Linked DNA regions of Homo sapiens: region 2 is linked to region 1. Evidence: read pairs that join two places in POLR2A ChIA-PET (ENCODE). Cell type or tissue: K562. All regions are shown on one strand.

Region 1 (8,000 bases):
TAGACTATTGGGGCTGCTCTATGGTGGTTGTGGAGGGGATTGGGCCACATCGAGTTTGTAGTTAGCTTTGTAAAAATCCCCATTGTAATGGAGAGTTGGTGAGAACTAGAATCTGTGATTTCTTCCTTTTTCTCTGTTCTTTTTTTTTTTTTTTTTTTTTTTTGAGACAGGGTCTTGCTCTGTTGCCCAGGCTGGAATACAGTGGCATGATCACGACTCACTATTGCCTTGACCTCTTGGGCTCAAGAGAGCTTCCTGCCTCAGCCACCTGAGCAGCTGGGACTACGGGTACATGTCACCACACCTGGCTATTTTCAAAAATTCTTTTGAAAGCAAGGGGTCTCACTATGTTGCCCAGGCTGGTCTCAAATTCCTCAGCTCAAGTGATCCTCTTGCCTCAGCCTCCCAAAGTGTGCTGGGATTACAGACATGAGCCACCACTGCCAGGCAGTCTCTGATTTCATTGCCACAAGTTGCCAACTATTGTAGTCAGAATAATGTATCCCTTCTTTTTTCAAAATATCCACATCCTCATCCCTAGATCCTATGAATGTGCTATGTTATGTGGCAAAAGGGGCTTTTTACAGATGGGATCAAGGTTATGGATCTGGAGATAGGGAGATCATCCTGGATTATCAGGGTGGGCCGCATCTAATCACATAAACCCTTAAAAGCAGAGAAATTTTGCTCACTGGAGTCGGAGAAATGTGATAAATGAAGAGGCAGGAGAGATTTGAAACATGAGAGGGACTTGACCTACCTTGCTGGCTTTGAAGATGGAAGAAAGGAACTAACAGCTGAGACATGTGGGTGTTCCCTGGAGGCTGGGAACACCCCTTAGCTCACAGCCAGCAAGAAAACAGAGCTCTCCATCCTACAGCAGCAAGAAAATAAATTCTACCAACAATCTGAATAGCAAGGAAACTGATTCAGAGCCTACAGGAAGGAACACAGTCCTGCCGACACTTTGATTTTAACCTGGTGAGATCCGTGTCAAGCTTCTGACCTACAGACCTTGGAGATAATAAATGTGCATGCTGTTTTAAGTTGCAAAGTTTATGGTAATTTGTTATCATAGCAAGAGAAAATGAATATGCTCACCCAGCAGAGAGTGGTGTCTTGAGTGGATGAGGCACCAGACTGAACTACCAGCTGGTTGGAGAGGGTAGGCCAGAGTTGAATAAAGGAGTGCCGCTTTGAAGCAGCCCAAGTAAGCAAGAGACAAAGAAGATAGTCTGAGTATTAGGGTAGAGAAAACATGGGAAGTGGGTAGGTGGTATACCAGTTGCCTCATGTATGTAACAAACTACCTTAAAACTTCATGGTTTAAAACAATAGCAATATTCTGTGGGTCCACAGTTGGGACTGGTCTCAGCTGTGTGGCTCTTCTGCTGATCTCTGTTGGAGTCTCTCATGCATGTGTGGTGGCTGGCAGTCAGCTAGGCAGCTGCTTCTGGGGTTTGACTTGATGAGCTGACTGGCCATGTTATCGCCCCATCCAGCAGATTAGCCCAGACTTAGTTGCTGGCAGGACTCTCAAGAGCAGCAAGAGACATTTTCCAAGTCTTTGCTTATATCGTGTTTGCTACTGCCCCTTGGCCAAAGTCACATGATTGGCCCAGCGTCAGTATATTAGTTTCCCTGGGCTGCCATAACAAAATACCCTAAGTTAGGTGGCTTAAACAACAGAAATTTGTTTCCTCATGGTTCTAGAATCTGAAAGTCAAAGATCAAGGTGTCTGGGGCTTGTTTCCTCTGAAGCCTATCTTGTTGGCTTGCATATGGCTGCCCTCTTGCTGCCTCTTCACATGGTCTTTTCTCTATGTTTGCATCTCTGGTGTCTCTTCCTCTTCTTATAAGGACACTGGTTATGTTGGATTAGGGGTTATGGCCTCATTGTTAACTTAATCATCCCTCTAAAGACCTTATCTGCAAATATGGTTACATTCTGAAGTACTAAGGGTTAGGCCTTCAGCATATGAATTTTGGGAGGATGCAATTCAGCCCATAACCGTCAGTATGGAAGAAAACTCCCCGGGGCCTGGAGAGTGGGAGGCATGAACAAATGAGGGAGCTGCTGCTCTAAGAATCTACCACAGATAGTTATGGAAGTGTAGAAAACTAAATAAAACCCACAGTATTTCCCACAGCTGACTTTATTTAAGATACAGTGTCTTAGAGAAGAGATCCCCAAATTGTGGCTGTGGGCTAAATGTGACACCCAACCTATATTTGTAGATAACGTTTCTTGGGACTCAGCCATGCCCATTTATTTGTGTGTTGTCTGTGGCTGCTGTCACGCTATAACCTCAGCGTTCAGTAGTTGTGATGGAAACTGTATGGTCTGCAAACTTTTAATCTATTTACTATCTGTCCTCTTACAGAAAAATTTTTCTGACCCCAGTGTTAGAGGATTCTAAGAAAGCTATGAATCGGGTGGTGAAAGGGTAAAATAAAATAACCAGACAACTACCAGCAGGAGACATACGGTCTAAGGGAGGCAAGGAATGTGGCAGGCATGATTCTCCTTGCTCATTTTATGAAAACAAATGACCAGATAAGCAACAGTCCTGGAATTGTTACACAGATGGGTCCTGATGGTGCCGCTTATGCAGCTCGCTGAAACTCTTTCTCAGAGGGTTGTTTTACACAGCCTTGGCCTCCCACCCATCTGCTGCCACACCTCTCAGTCCTTTCAAGTATTATCTAGAGAGATCCAATTGTCAGACACTGAGAACAAAGCATGAGTCTCAGCTTTATTAGGGATTTCCCCTCCTATAATATTTCATACAAAGCCTCATTCACACCCAATATGAAGGCAGTGCTGCTTTTAAAAACCATTTCACATTTTTAAACCAATTCTGTTAAGCATGACTTCAGCTGTCACTTCTTGTTATTTTTGGAGAAGCTTGATGCTCGAAGGTTTGAAACGTCCCGTCCATTTGTTCAGTGGGCTTCTGATAACTATCCCTGCCCACTGGGTATGAAGTTGACACTAATTAAGCAGCTGACTGCCTTAACGATAGAGTATATTAGAACAGGCCACGATGCCATGTAGTTATAATTGTTCTTACAATGTCTGGATACTTGGTGCTTACTATTCTAGAAAACCCAGGACTTCCAAACTGGTGAGATTTTATTATTGCTGCAAATGATGAGTGCAGAGAGAATTTGGGAATGAATGAATGTTGATAGTGGGCTCAAGGCTGTCCGCACTGCAGACGTAGTCTGTAAACCCCCTAGAATCAAGAGAGAAGCAGGCTTTTTAAACCCTTGCTACATAAGCCTTGTTATCGCTCAAATAGACCACTTGAGATGGAAGTACAGACAGATTTGGTGCTGATGACAGCTCACCAGGACCCAGCTCTCCATTCAGGTACATTGATATGCATATTCACTCTACTGGAAAAAAAATCATCTCCTCTTCTACCCTGGGACACGGCTTTTGTAGGCTCCGGAATCTGCTATTTTATACCCACCTGCTGGTACAATATAAGCAGCTGCAATAGGCATCAAGCTATGAAAAGCTCTGAGGAGCACTATTGCAGTGCGAATTGCTTCCTTGCTCTGCACTGTTTGGTGATTGTAAGATGGATTGCCAGATTAGCACAGACACACAGTATTTGTGTAGGTAACTGGGAGGGTGATTTTTCCCTGCTTCTCCTACCAGCTATTTCTTACCAGTCCCTTTGCCACCTATAAAAAATTGGGTATTTGCTAATGTTTCTTAGTGGAAATTCAAAGGCCGGAATCACTAACTCAAGCCCACAGTAATACCACTCTGTTTCTTTCTGCCCTCAAACTGCCACATAAGAGCCTCTGATGCTACTGGCCAAAGAGGCCACTAGCCTATGCAATTGCTGGCTCACAGAAGCTTCCAGGACAGCAATTCTCTGTTCTTAATGTTTTATGTCACCAACTAACTAAACATAGCCACCTTTCCCAAATGCAGAAAGTTGTTTCCAAAACACAAAAAGTTGACCCCCCAAAAAAAAAAAAAGTTACAGATAACTCAGAGGTGTGGAGGCTGTCTCATGCTTTGGGAGACTTGTGCAGCCGTGTGGGTAATCTATGTTAACATCTTGTCTTCAAGATGCTGACCTCACTTTGGTTCAGACATTCTAGGAAAGGATTCATTTCTTCTCCATTTCAAAGCTGTTTATCTGGCTTAGAAAATAGCTGTTTTAAACAGAAGCCTTTACACTTGTCTGAGTAAATTCTGTTCCAATTTTTGTTTTGGCCATAAGTCAAAGATAACAGCTGTGCGCTTGTGGGTTCACTGAACTCTACGTGCTTGTTGGCTGCATCACCGACCAGAGGGAATAACCAATAATTAGAACATTTCAGGTCATCTTGGGAAGAACAGAGTTTTCTCTTGTTTGGAAAGGTGGTGTGACCTCCCTCTGATTTTCCCAAATGTGGATCTTTTGGTGACTGAGTGTAGAGCTCAATATACAAGCCTGGACTCATCACCACTGTGTCCTCCCTTTCCCAAAATATTGCCTGATAAATGGAAGCTTAAAACCATATTTACTGTTTTTCAGCTTAACTCTTGCTCTGCAACAGGCCTGGGCCATGATAATAAGCAAAAATACTTGTGCATTCCTAGCACATCAGCATTTCTGATCACAATGATTTGTGACTCAGGCCTTGAAAGCTGTGGGGTTTCTCCCTAGTTGAATCAATACAAGTTTACATAAATATATGTTTCTGTTTTTCTTTCATTCTTGATTCAGCATTCATGTTTACTATCTGGTAACTACAGACAGTGGGAGCATGGGGGCAAGGGAGAAGTCGAGCAAATAGAGAGATGATTCAGAAGAAATTATTTGGGTGGGTTCTAATGTCTTAACTGATTATGACTTTTTTTCTTGTGAAGAGTAATGTGTTAGAATTTTCATTTCAAAAGATAAAATTTATTCTATATATCTAAAGAATATAACTGCTCATCTATTACACTGAGTATATACTACTATAGCCATGCCTACAGTAGGAAGTGTTCTTGTATCAGGGTATTTGGTGTGCTAGATAGAGCCTTTCATATTGGAGATATGTATCCTAAAGCATTATTAATCCAATAGTGACATAGAGGCTGGATTGCTACTGATGCAAGCAGTATTTGTTCTATATTTAAAATCTTCCTGAGTCAAGGAGACAAAGTTGGCAAGAGATATGGTGATTGTTTTTTGCTCAGTTTTATGTCATGACAGGGAAACCTTTCACTTTCACTTGAATAACCACAAGGATGAAGGAGAGGCCACCTTTTCAAAGATTCACCTGCAAGACAGTTTCTGTTATTAAGCAAGGACTCATTACTGATCTGCTCTCACTCTGCTGTAGAATGTGGCCTGGGCTGCTTTCGGTGACTGAATTGTTTGTGAAATGTAAAAATGCACCTGGCTGAGGTAGAACATGGGGTCTGAAATTTAGACCCCCCTACTTCTGTTCAACAAACTCTTGGCCCACAGGGCTGCTCAGGGTTGGAGTGGGAAGACAACAGGTTTTTCCTAGATTGCCCACATTTTCCATATTGACTAATGGCATCTCTGAGCATGTTTAGGCTTCTTGGTGTCAGTTTGAACCCAAGACATTTTACTTTAATCATCCCTGATTTCCTTACCCTTAAATCCTGTTTCAATATGGAAATAAATGAATTATTGATAAATGAAAGTAAATCAATAATTATTGGTTAATATGGATACATTTTCTGTGACTGGTTTCACTTAGGTAAAGGCTGCCTAGATATAGAGATTTCTGTGGAATATCCACATATTTTTCATTTATTTTGTTAGGAAGACTTTAAATAACATTTTATATTCAAAGGGAAAAATTATAACTAATTTGAAGTTTATGTGATTATATTCTATCAAGCTGTTAGTCAGTATAGGATCGTTTAAATAGATTCTTGAAGTGTGACCTGGGTTAGGATGGATATTGATTGGTAACAAAAAATCTTGCCCAGGAAGTCATGATAAGAAAATATCAGTAGTTGGCTGGGCGCAGTGGCTCATGCCTGTAATCCCAGCACTTTGGGAGGCCAAGGCGGGCGGATCACCTGAAGTTGGGAGTTCGAGACCAGCCCGACCAACATGAAGAAACCCGTCTCTACTAAAAATATATAATTAACCAGGCGTGGTGGCGGGTGCCTGTAATCCCAGTTACTCAGGAGGCTGAGGCGGAGAATCCCTTGACACCCGGGAGGCGGAGGTTGTGGTGAGCTGAGATCGTGCCATTGCACTCCAGCCTGGGCAACAAGAGTGAAACTTCATCTCAAAAAAAAAAAAAAAAGAAAAGAAAAACAAAATCAGTAGCATACTCCCATCCCTGAAGGTATGTATTCAAAGTGCTGTGCCCACCACAGCCATTGTGTCCCTGCAGGCAGCTTCCTAAACTGGTCCTAAGAAGGACTCTGAATAAGCCGGAACTGTTTAAAACTTTCTCCAAAGATGGAATGTGTGAGTTCAACTAGAGGAGACTGAGAAACACTCATCTTCCTGAAACAAGACAAAAATATGTCGCCACACTTCTGGGTCACATTTCCTGTCTGCTTGGAGCATCCCTCTAGGATTGAAGGAACAAAGAGGGGTGGTAGGGAAAATCCATTGAATCTCAGAGATGCCTGTGCTTGCAAATTATTTTCAGTGTGAAGATTTAGAATCTGGGGAAAGACAGGAAAGTGTGCAGCAGGGATTTTTTTTTCCACCTCAGCATTTCTTGCAATGGACTGATTGGTGTGAGAAATTAGCTGTCCTGCTGAGAGTTAGGTGTAGCATCATAAAGAGTACTTCAGGGAAGCCTTTGTTTCTAGCATATTGGTCTTTAAACTGTGGGCCCTCTCCAGTAGTTTTCCTGATTACCTTCATCATGTTGTCACACAGGGGGTGTAGAAAACAGATTGCAGATCTCTATCTACTAATACACTTAATCTGATTAATTTTTATGCTAGTGCCTTTTCTCTTTTATTCCTCAAAGTGCCTTTTCTCTTTTATTCCTCAAAGTGCCTTTATCTCCTTCATCTGTGACACTACCACATAGGTGCTCATTTAACAATGAAAAAGAGCCTCCAGAATGTCTCCTTCTGTTGTGTGAACTTAAATAAATCTAATGATTTTAGCAGAACAGATCCCCTCCTAACACACAGGAATAAATCATGATTCAGTTTTCTAGGGACCAAAAAAGAAAACCGTAGACTTTTCTATTAAAGAAACAAGCCAATTTTCTTACACTTCTGAAGCTAGATATTATTAGTGATTATTACTATTATTATACTCATTTAATTCCTATATTGAAGCCATTTTTTCTGACCTATCTACATTTAGAAAAACACACATTTGGGGAAAGAATAAATCAGTAGATATGGTATAGGAGCAGTGGCTTAATGACAGAACTAATTCCCCACTTCCCACTAGTCTTTTTACCTTAAGCCATTAGTCCCTTAACAGTGTTTAGTAAGGGCTGTCTGTAGCTTAAGGAAAGAAGGAAAGAAATGAATACAGTCGGCCCTCTGTACCCATGGGTTCCACACCACGGATTCAACAAACTGCAGATCAAAAACATTTGAAAAAAATGTATCAGTATTGAACATGTACAGATTTTTTGTCATTATTCACTATACAACAACTCTTTATATAGCATTTACATTGTATTTGGTATTATAAGTAATCTAGAGATGATGTGAAGTATATAGGAGGATGTGCATAGGTTATATGCAAATCCTACACCCCTTTACATCAGGGACTCTAGCATCGCTGATTTTGGGATCTGAGGGAGGTTCTGGAACCAATCCATACAGATATCAAGGGATGACTGTATTTTTAAACTATCTACTGTATGTCAGGCACTGTGCTAGCTCCTTTTTATTTGTTCTGTCATTTAATAAAAAGGAGCTCATCATGATACTGTGAGGTGGGCAGTGGTTTTATTTTTCAGATGAGGGAACTGAGTGAAATAGAAGTGGGGGCCAGAAGAAAGGGGCCCTGGGGTTTCTGTTGTTGATCATT
Region 2 (8,000 bases), 610 kb before region 1:
GATAAGAGCAGCTTGTCATTTTCTGGTATTTGATTCTTGTAGATTTCTTTGGGTCTTCAGTTTTCTGTTGGGTTGACGACAACAGCAAGTATAACTTTATACGTTTTCTGGTTTGTTTTGGTGGTTAGAATGAGAGCAGTGGTGTTTTATGACAACTTTCTAAATCCTACAGAAAGCTGTCGTATTCTTAGTACTTTAATGTTTAAGTGATGTTAGGTGGACCATGGGTGAGTGCAGTACATAGTATTTTTCCTAGACATTATCTTCATAGTAAATTTAGAAACCTATTTTGAAAGATAATACTTATCTTTACATCTCATTATTTGAAGAAATCCTATTTCTTTAGTGAATTGAATAAACAATACTGTGACTTAATTGTCCTTTTGAATTGAACCTTTGAGGTATCAGACGTTTTTAATGGCTATACCAGCTCTGTCCATTAAAACTTTTTGCAATGATGGAAATGTTCTATATGTATTAGTATGCTGGCCACATGTGGCTCTTGAGCACTTGAAATGTAGGCTAGTCCAATGAAGGAACTGAATTTTTAATATCATTCAATTTAATTTAATAATCATACATAGCTAGTGGCTACCATAATGAATAGTACAGGTTTATATACAGTATACGTGGTGAGAACAGTAGCTTAAAAATGTATACAACAATGATAAAAAAAAACTCATGGAATCACTGTGCTGTTTGAGTATACTTCTATTCTTGATGCCTGGTTCAGCTTAAGACTTTTTGCATTTTTGATTGTTGAAACATTGTATTAGTCATGAAATGTATGAGTCTGGGTTCTTTGTGAGCAATATAACTTGTGAAATTCAAACAATTTTGAATAAATGAATAATTAGCTTTGTAAACTAATATCTATGCTTTTTTGAATGTCAGCAAGCTATTTGATTATCTAGTTGTAGAAGAAATTTCATTGCAACAAAAATCTAGGTTTATTTCTTAAGGCCTTAACCATTTTGCCCTGTAGATATTCAAGAAGTTCACATACAGACCAGCCTGAACAAAGATAAATAGTTTATCAGGCCACTAAGCTATGAAGATATAAGTAGAATTCAATTCCTAAAAATTCCTAAATCATGTTCCCCTCCCACCCCCACTCCGAGAGACAGGATGCATTATGGAAAGGGCAATAGGCAGAGGGGCCAGGAGGGGGTGGGAGATGGGACAGTGAGTACTAGTTTGGGACCAACACTAAATTATCTAAGTAATCTTTCTAAACTGCTTAATTTGCTAATATATAAAGCAAAGGTCACCTGTCATTAGAAGCTCAAATCTATGTGTGGTTTTAAGATTAGAAGGAATCTTTCAATGTTGTCTGAGCTCTCTTCAATCTTTAGATAGAATGGTTGCTGAAAAATTTTCACCACTCTTTATTATTATTAATTTTAAATATTCCAATGCTGAATGCCTCTTGATGAAATCACAATGATAACACGATTGGCCCTCTTTGTTTTTCTCATTTTTGAGATGAGATAAATGTTGGGAAAGGAAATACTTACACGTGTGTCATTCTGTCTTTCTTTGTAGCTGGACAAATTTGCCAGCATAAGAATTCCAGGGAGCAAGAAAGAGAGACCTCCACTTCCCAACCTGAAGACTGCATTTGCAAGCAGTGATTGCTCAGCAGCACCTTTAGAGATGATGGAGAACTTTCCAAAGCCACTGTCAGAGAATGAACTCTTAGAACTTTTTGAAAAAATGATGGTAAGAATTTTGATTCTTTAGGAAATGTTTGAGGAAAAAGCCTTAGCTTTTGCTCATGTTAATGGAACTCTAAGCATTTTTGGTAGTCATACTCCATAGGCTAATTTCTGATGTCACTTAAGATAGCACTTCAGCCACAAAGAGTTTTTGGATTACAAAAATATGAAATCTGAAGAAAAACAACATACCAGGTTTTGGTTTTGTAAAGAGTATGTGAAAACAAATACTCCAAAGTATCGAACGGTATATTTTTGTCTTGAGTAGATATTTAAGTCAGCGGTCCCCAACCTTTTTGGCACCAGGGACTGATTTTATGGAAGACAATTTTTCCATGAGCGTTTGGGGGGTGGTGGAGATGATTTTGGAATGAAACTGTTCCACCTCACATCATCAGGCATTAGTTAGATGCTCATAAGAAGCGTGCACAGTTCACCATGGAGTTTGTGCTCCTTTGAGAATGTAATGCCACTGCTGATCTGACAAGAGGCGGAGCTCAGCTGGTAATGCTGGCTGGCCTGCCACTCATCTCCTGCTGTGTGGCCCAGTTGCTAACGGGGTTGGGGACCCCTGATCTAAGTGGTCTGAGTCCAGTCCATGTTAAAATGACAGTCACTGTGCTCTACTGTTTGCATTGTTATGGGCTGGATCTTAGACCTAACTTGTTTTATTCTTTTCTTAGTTTTTAGGATAAACAGGTTCTTTTTGCAACACTTAGATCTGTGGAGACTTGAACTCACTTTCTACGTCTTTTTCTGGATGCCTAACCTTTTTCTGGTTAGCCTTTGCCTCTGTTAATGAGGCCTATATGAAGGTAACTCTCTTCAGTACTATCTTTGAGGACTCAAGATCGTAAAGTGCACTTTTCTCCCATCCGTGCACTATATATCGAACCACTCACCTAGGTTATCCATCCATGAGATTTCAGGATGACACTTTTATGGTTCACTTGTGGCTACTAAGTTAAAAAATTTCATCATAATTGAGGGTGCCATCTGAGTAAGTGGACTAAGTAGCCCATTGATGTTAAACATTTATGGAGGCCACATTTTATTTCCACAAGTTAAAAGTACAACTACCTAGAAAGTACTGAATATAGTTTATGTTAGTTTTCTGTTACTCGTAGCTGGGAGGGGGCTAATACTATATATTTTAATATTATTTAGAGGTCAGATGAATATCAGCATTTTTGAAATATTTACAGAATACTTTTAAAATAACTGGGCCAGATCACTTTTTCACCCTTAAGCAGGTCTACCTATTGGCATTAGATTTTGGTGATCAAACCCTCACTGGAGTAACTCAGCAGAAATAAAATGAAATTGTTGCCTTCTCAGGGCTGTCCAATTTGCTAAGGGATGAGACAATTACAACTAAGCCCTTTTTAAAAAATAAGAAACAGATTCTTTCTTTCCCTTACTGATTCCTTGAGTATACTACAGTACTCTGTAGGGAAAAACTGCTATTGATTCTGAAGCTGAAAGGCTTTTGAAGGGTGTTGTTGCCTTCTTTAAATGTGGATTAGGATATTTTTCAAACTTCTCAGGGTACCATATTTTTGACAAATTTAGAGCTATTTCTATGTCTGTGGAGAATGCTAGATTTAAACTGGCTTGATTTTTGGCTTGTACGTATCTGTTACATTTTTATTAATAAGAATTCTCTTGAGAAAGCAACATTGAATAATCAGCCATGGTAACCTTTTGGCATTTGTACCTACAGAGGCTTTATACTATTTAAAGTTTGCATCTAGGTTCTTTGCTTTGGCATTGTGCAATTTTTACAATGATTGTTCTTATTTATCATTATCAAAGGTATTTAGTAATTTTTACATGAAGTAACAACTTTGTTTTGAAGAACACCTCTTTTCCCTCCTCAAGACAGTCCTTTGAAAGACTGTGCTGACTTGATTACTTAATGAATGTGAAGTACAGTGTAATAACTTCAACATTCATACTCATTTCACTTGGGAAATTGATTTACTTGGTCTCTGGGTAATAGTCTAGTTTCTGTGTGCATTCTTAAAAGTGGTGTTGAATTTTTAGTTATACTTAAAGACTTTTCCCCCCGTTTGTCTTTTGGTGAAAGCTGAAATTCTAGCTGAAAGCCCATATTGGTTTCTGTATGACTATTAGATACGTGAAATAGTTGTGTTCATCACTACATTTACAACTTACGTTTCTGAAGTCAATTTCAGTGATTACTCCTGAACTCTTAGATACCTGTAAGTAGTGTTTTTTGAACAAGGTGAACATGATAGGTGTAAGTTGGAAGTGGCTAGTTTATTCCAGCTGTTGCACCTTTAAATCAGCCCTCTGAGCTTATTTTTCTTCTGATCCTGGTTAAAAGTCCCAGGTAGGTTCCAGAGATTTCCTGTTGGTTTCAGATAATACAAACCCTAGCTTAATATAAATTAATTTTCACCCAAAGAAAGCTGCTCCTTTTCCCTTGTTCAAGCTTGTTCCATTTCTAGTCTCCAGTAGGGGCAGTTGTTGGGGATGTGGTTGGCCTCTTTTCCTCCATCTTGCTTTTCCATTCTTCCCTATTCTCTGGACTGAATTTGTCTCTTCCAAGACTAGATTGGGGTCGGGGGAGGGAAGGAATGAGCACTTGCTGGCCTAAGGTATCTATTGGTTTCCTAGAGTGTTGTATTAGTTTCCTATTGCTGCCGTAACAAATTACCACGGACTTTGTGATTTAAAGCAACACACATTTATTATAGTTCTGTAAGTGAGAAATCCTGGTCGGCTTGACTGGTTCTGTGGCAGTCACACACCGTGTGAAAGAAGTGTGTGTCTCTGTGACACACACTTCACTTTTCCTAATTTTCCTTCTCTCTGGCCAGTTTTTTCCAGTTTACTCTCCATATCCTTCTATGTGTTCTTTTACTTCCTCTCAGTGTTGCCTCTGCCTGTCAGTCTTATCTTTATACACTTGAGTTTTCTGCGTACTCCTTTTGGGAGACTTGAGCCCTTTCATGGAGAATATCTTTTATATTGTGACACCTTGGTATGTCTTCTACAGAAGAGCAGTTATAATCCAGCTCTCTAAAAGATGCTGAACCTCAACACATCAGAAAGTGAACTCATCATATTTCCTAAATACACACACACCTCCCCCCAACACACACACCCACTCACCAAAATTTCTGCTTCACTCTTAATTTCTTATCTCAGAAGTCCCCACTGAAGTCATACTTGGGAGTCATAGTTGATCTCATTAAGGCATCAGTCACATCCATTTACTTCTCTATCTTCATTAGCTCTTAAGTTTATTTCCCCCCTGCTTTAGTTCAAGCTTTCATGACCTCTTATCTAGGATACTGCAGTGTTCTCTGCCATTTATCTCCCTCCATGCCTCTGTTAGAGACTTCTTATACTTCATTTTTTAATTTTTATTTTTTTTTCGAGACGGAGTCTTGCTGTGTCACCCAGGCTGGAGTGCAGTGGCATGATCTTGGCTTATTGCAACTTCTGTCTCCCGGGTTCAAGCAATCCCTGCTTCAGCCTCCTGAGTAGCAGGGACTACAGGCACATACCACCATGCCAGCTAATTTTTGTATTTTTGGTAGAGATGTGGTTTCACCATGTTGGCCAGGCTGGTCTCGAATTCCTGACCTCAAGTGATCCACCCGCTTCAGCCTCCCAAAGTGCTGGGATTACAGATGTGAGCCACCGTGCCTGGCCTTATACATACTTTAAATCTTAGTTTAAACATTAGTTTTCTTTAATTATCTTCACATGTGCTGAGTTAAGGATTCCTTAAACCTGCCTCTCAAAACTGCTTATGAGTCTATTGTGAAATTCATTCTTTTTTTTTACTTTTCACTTTTTAGATATCTGTCTTCCCATTAGATTATATCCATGCAGTATCATCCATTGGTTTATCATTCCAAACAAATGTCTGTTAAGTGCAGCTTCCTAACTTAAGATTTCTAGGATACTATATTTCTCTTCACCTTAGACACTATACTTAGATGGAGATTAGCTTTAATTGCTAGTCAGCCCAATAACACAAAAACATTAAAATAATGAATGGAAGATAGCTTTTTTCATGCATTCATACCTTTTCTTATTTTCACTATCGGTTGAGAGAATGAAAGCTATGCAAGAAAGCTCATCTATCAGAATGCTATCATTAACAGGCATTAAATGAGTTCCAATGATACCAAAATCATTCTGACAAAAATTATTTAAATTCTGGACTTCCTGTCTAGAATTGTTGTAAGTGTAGAAAAAATGACCTGATAAAATTGCACGAAGTACTTAAGTATGAATAGTGATGTTCTATTCTTTTACTGGGAAGATGTTTATCAGGCTTTTTTGTAATGTAGGAGAAAGCACATTTATAAAATGCCATCGTCATCTCTTAAGCGTATGTTTGAAGTATGTCCTGGTAGTAAGAACTTAGATGACCTACTATTTAATACATACATTGGCTTTTCAGTGTGGGAAACCTGGTTTAGATAATACCAAAGGCATTAATATTTGACTTTGAAACAATTTTCTGTGTATAACATAGAGTGGAATCTAATTTTGTCCTGCAGTGTTTTTTTTAAATTATACAGTATTTCAGGCATACAAAAAGTATAGAACATAATATAAAAAATACCACCACGGATATAAGTGAAATCCCTTGTGTAATTCTTCTAATTCCCGCTTTTATCTTCTTTTTTTCCCTGAGGTTAACAGTACCCTGAATCCAATAGTTTTGCTCCCATACACTGAAGAAACTTTCCTTTTTTTTTTCTGTCTGTATAAGAATACAGTTATACGGAACAAAACCTTTTTTCTTCTGAGATATTTGATGGTAAATTGCTGATTCAATGCCCCATAATCCTGTAATACTTCAGTGTATGTTTTCCACAAGTAAGGACTTCCTTCTATATGACCACAATATAGCCACCAAAATCAGAAAGTTAACACTGATCAATTTCTACCTCACACACTATTAAAGTTTTACCAATAGTACCAATATCCTCTTTATAGCAAAAGAATCTAGTTCAGAATCATATGTTGCATTCAGTTATGTTTTTAAAATCTTCTTCAGTCTGGAATAGTTCGTATGTTTCCTTGTATTTTATGAATTTGAAAGTTTTGAAGATTGCAGGCTGGTTAATTTGTAGAACATCCCTGTTTGCATTAGTATTAGACTTTTTAAGTTTTGCAAGTAAACAAATGTAAACAGCATATCTCATACTAAAGGATTTATATTTTTCTGATTATAAATGTGTCCGAACATCTTTTCACATGCTTATTGGCCCTTTGCTTTACTCTTCTGTGAATTTTCTGTTTATATTTTTGCCCATTTTGTTGTTTGAGATTTCCGTCTTTTTCATATTGATTTGTAGAATTTCCCATATAGCCAGAATAATACTCATGTGTTCAGTTTATATGTGTTGCAAATATCTTGTCCTAGACCGAGTCTTGTCTTTTTACTTTTGTTAGCGGGAAAGGGGAGCTGAAGTACAAAAATGTAAAATTGTGGTCAGATTTATCAAACTTTTTATGGTTTGTCCTTTTTGTATATTATTGAAGAAATCTATCCTGACATCATAAATCTATTCTCCTATATTTTCATTTAAAATTATTAGAAATATATATCTCTATGCCTGATGTGAGATGTGGATCCAATTTTTTTCCACATAGTTTTTCCAGCAGCATTTATTTGAATAGTTCATTCTTTTTTATGATTTGTAATATCTCTAATGTTATAGATCAAGTTTGTGCACATGTGGGTTTGTTTCTGAGGTTTGATTTTTGTCCATCAGTTCGTTTGTCTAGTTCTGCATTTACGTCTGTTGTCTTAGTCACCACAACTGTATAATAAACCTTAATATCTAAGAGCTGTTTTTCCAGAGGAGAAAAGAAGGGCTCAGGTGAACCGATAAAAATCAGATGTGACCATGTTCTTTTGATATTTTTGGTATAGAGGTGGGGAGGGTTCATCTTGCTAAGCTTATTCCATATTGCCACTCTTAGGGTACATACTAATGACAATTTTTCTTTCTTTATTCTCTTTAATTCTTGGTGTTAAAGATTTATGCATAGCTATTACTTTGGTCAAATAAATGAATTTTGTGTTGAGTGTGCAAGGAATATCTTAAGGGTCAACCAAGAGTCTGAATGAAAAGAAAAACCAACAAAGACCCCTTTGTGTTAATTCTCTTAAGTGTTTATTGACTGCTATAGATTCCTACCAGCAGCTTATTTCAAGTATTAGTATTCTTTACAAATCTACTTTCCTATATCGTGAACATTTTCTATTTCTTACAATCTAAA

What was found. Peaks named below come from ENCODE experiments on the same cell type or tissue, not always from the same donor. Only the 100,000 strongest peaks of a DNase experiment are listed, where the experiment ranks them.
Region 2: POLR2A ChIA-PET joins it to region 1 with 5 read pairs; 2 of 35 experiments call an interaction of 5 or more read pairs at or near these places.

What each region holds. Positions count from the first base shown.
Region 1 is chr13:59,490,943-59,498,942 of GRCh38, reverse strand. The region is part of intron 4 of LOC107984625 (a long non-coding RNA gene); the gene reads left to right. Among named protein-coding and RNA genes, the nearest start is that of DIAPH3-AS1, 520 kb to the left of the region's middle. In K562, no CTCF peak of the experiment used is centred here; a DNase peak (open chromatin) is centred at 4,172.
Region 2 is chr13:60,105,732-60,113,731 of GRCh38, reverse strand. It overlaps DIAPH3 (diaphanous related formin 3), which reads left to right. Exons shown (of 28, transcript NM_001042517.2): 3 at 1,546-1,722. Among named protein-coding and RNA genes, the nearest start is that of DIAPH3-AS2, 35 kb to the left of the region's middle. In K562, no CTCF peak of the experiment used is centred here; no DNase peak of the experiment used is centred here.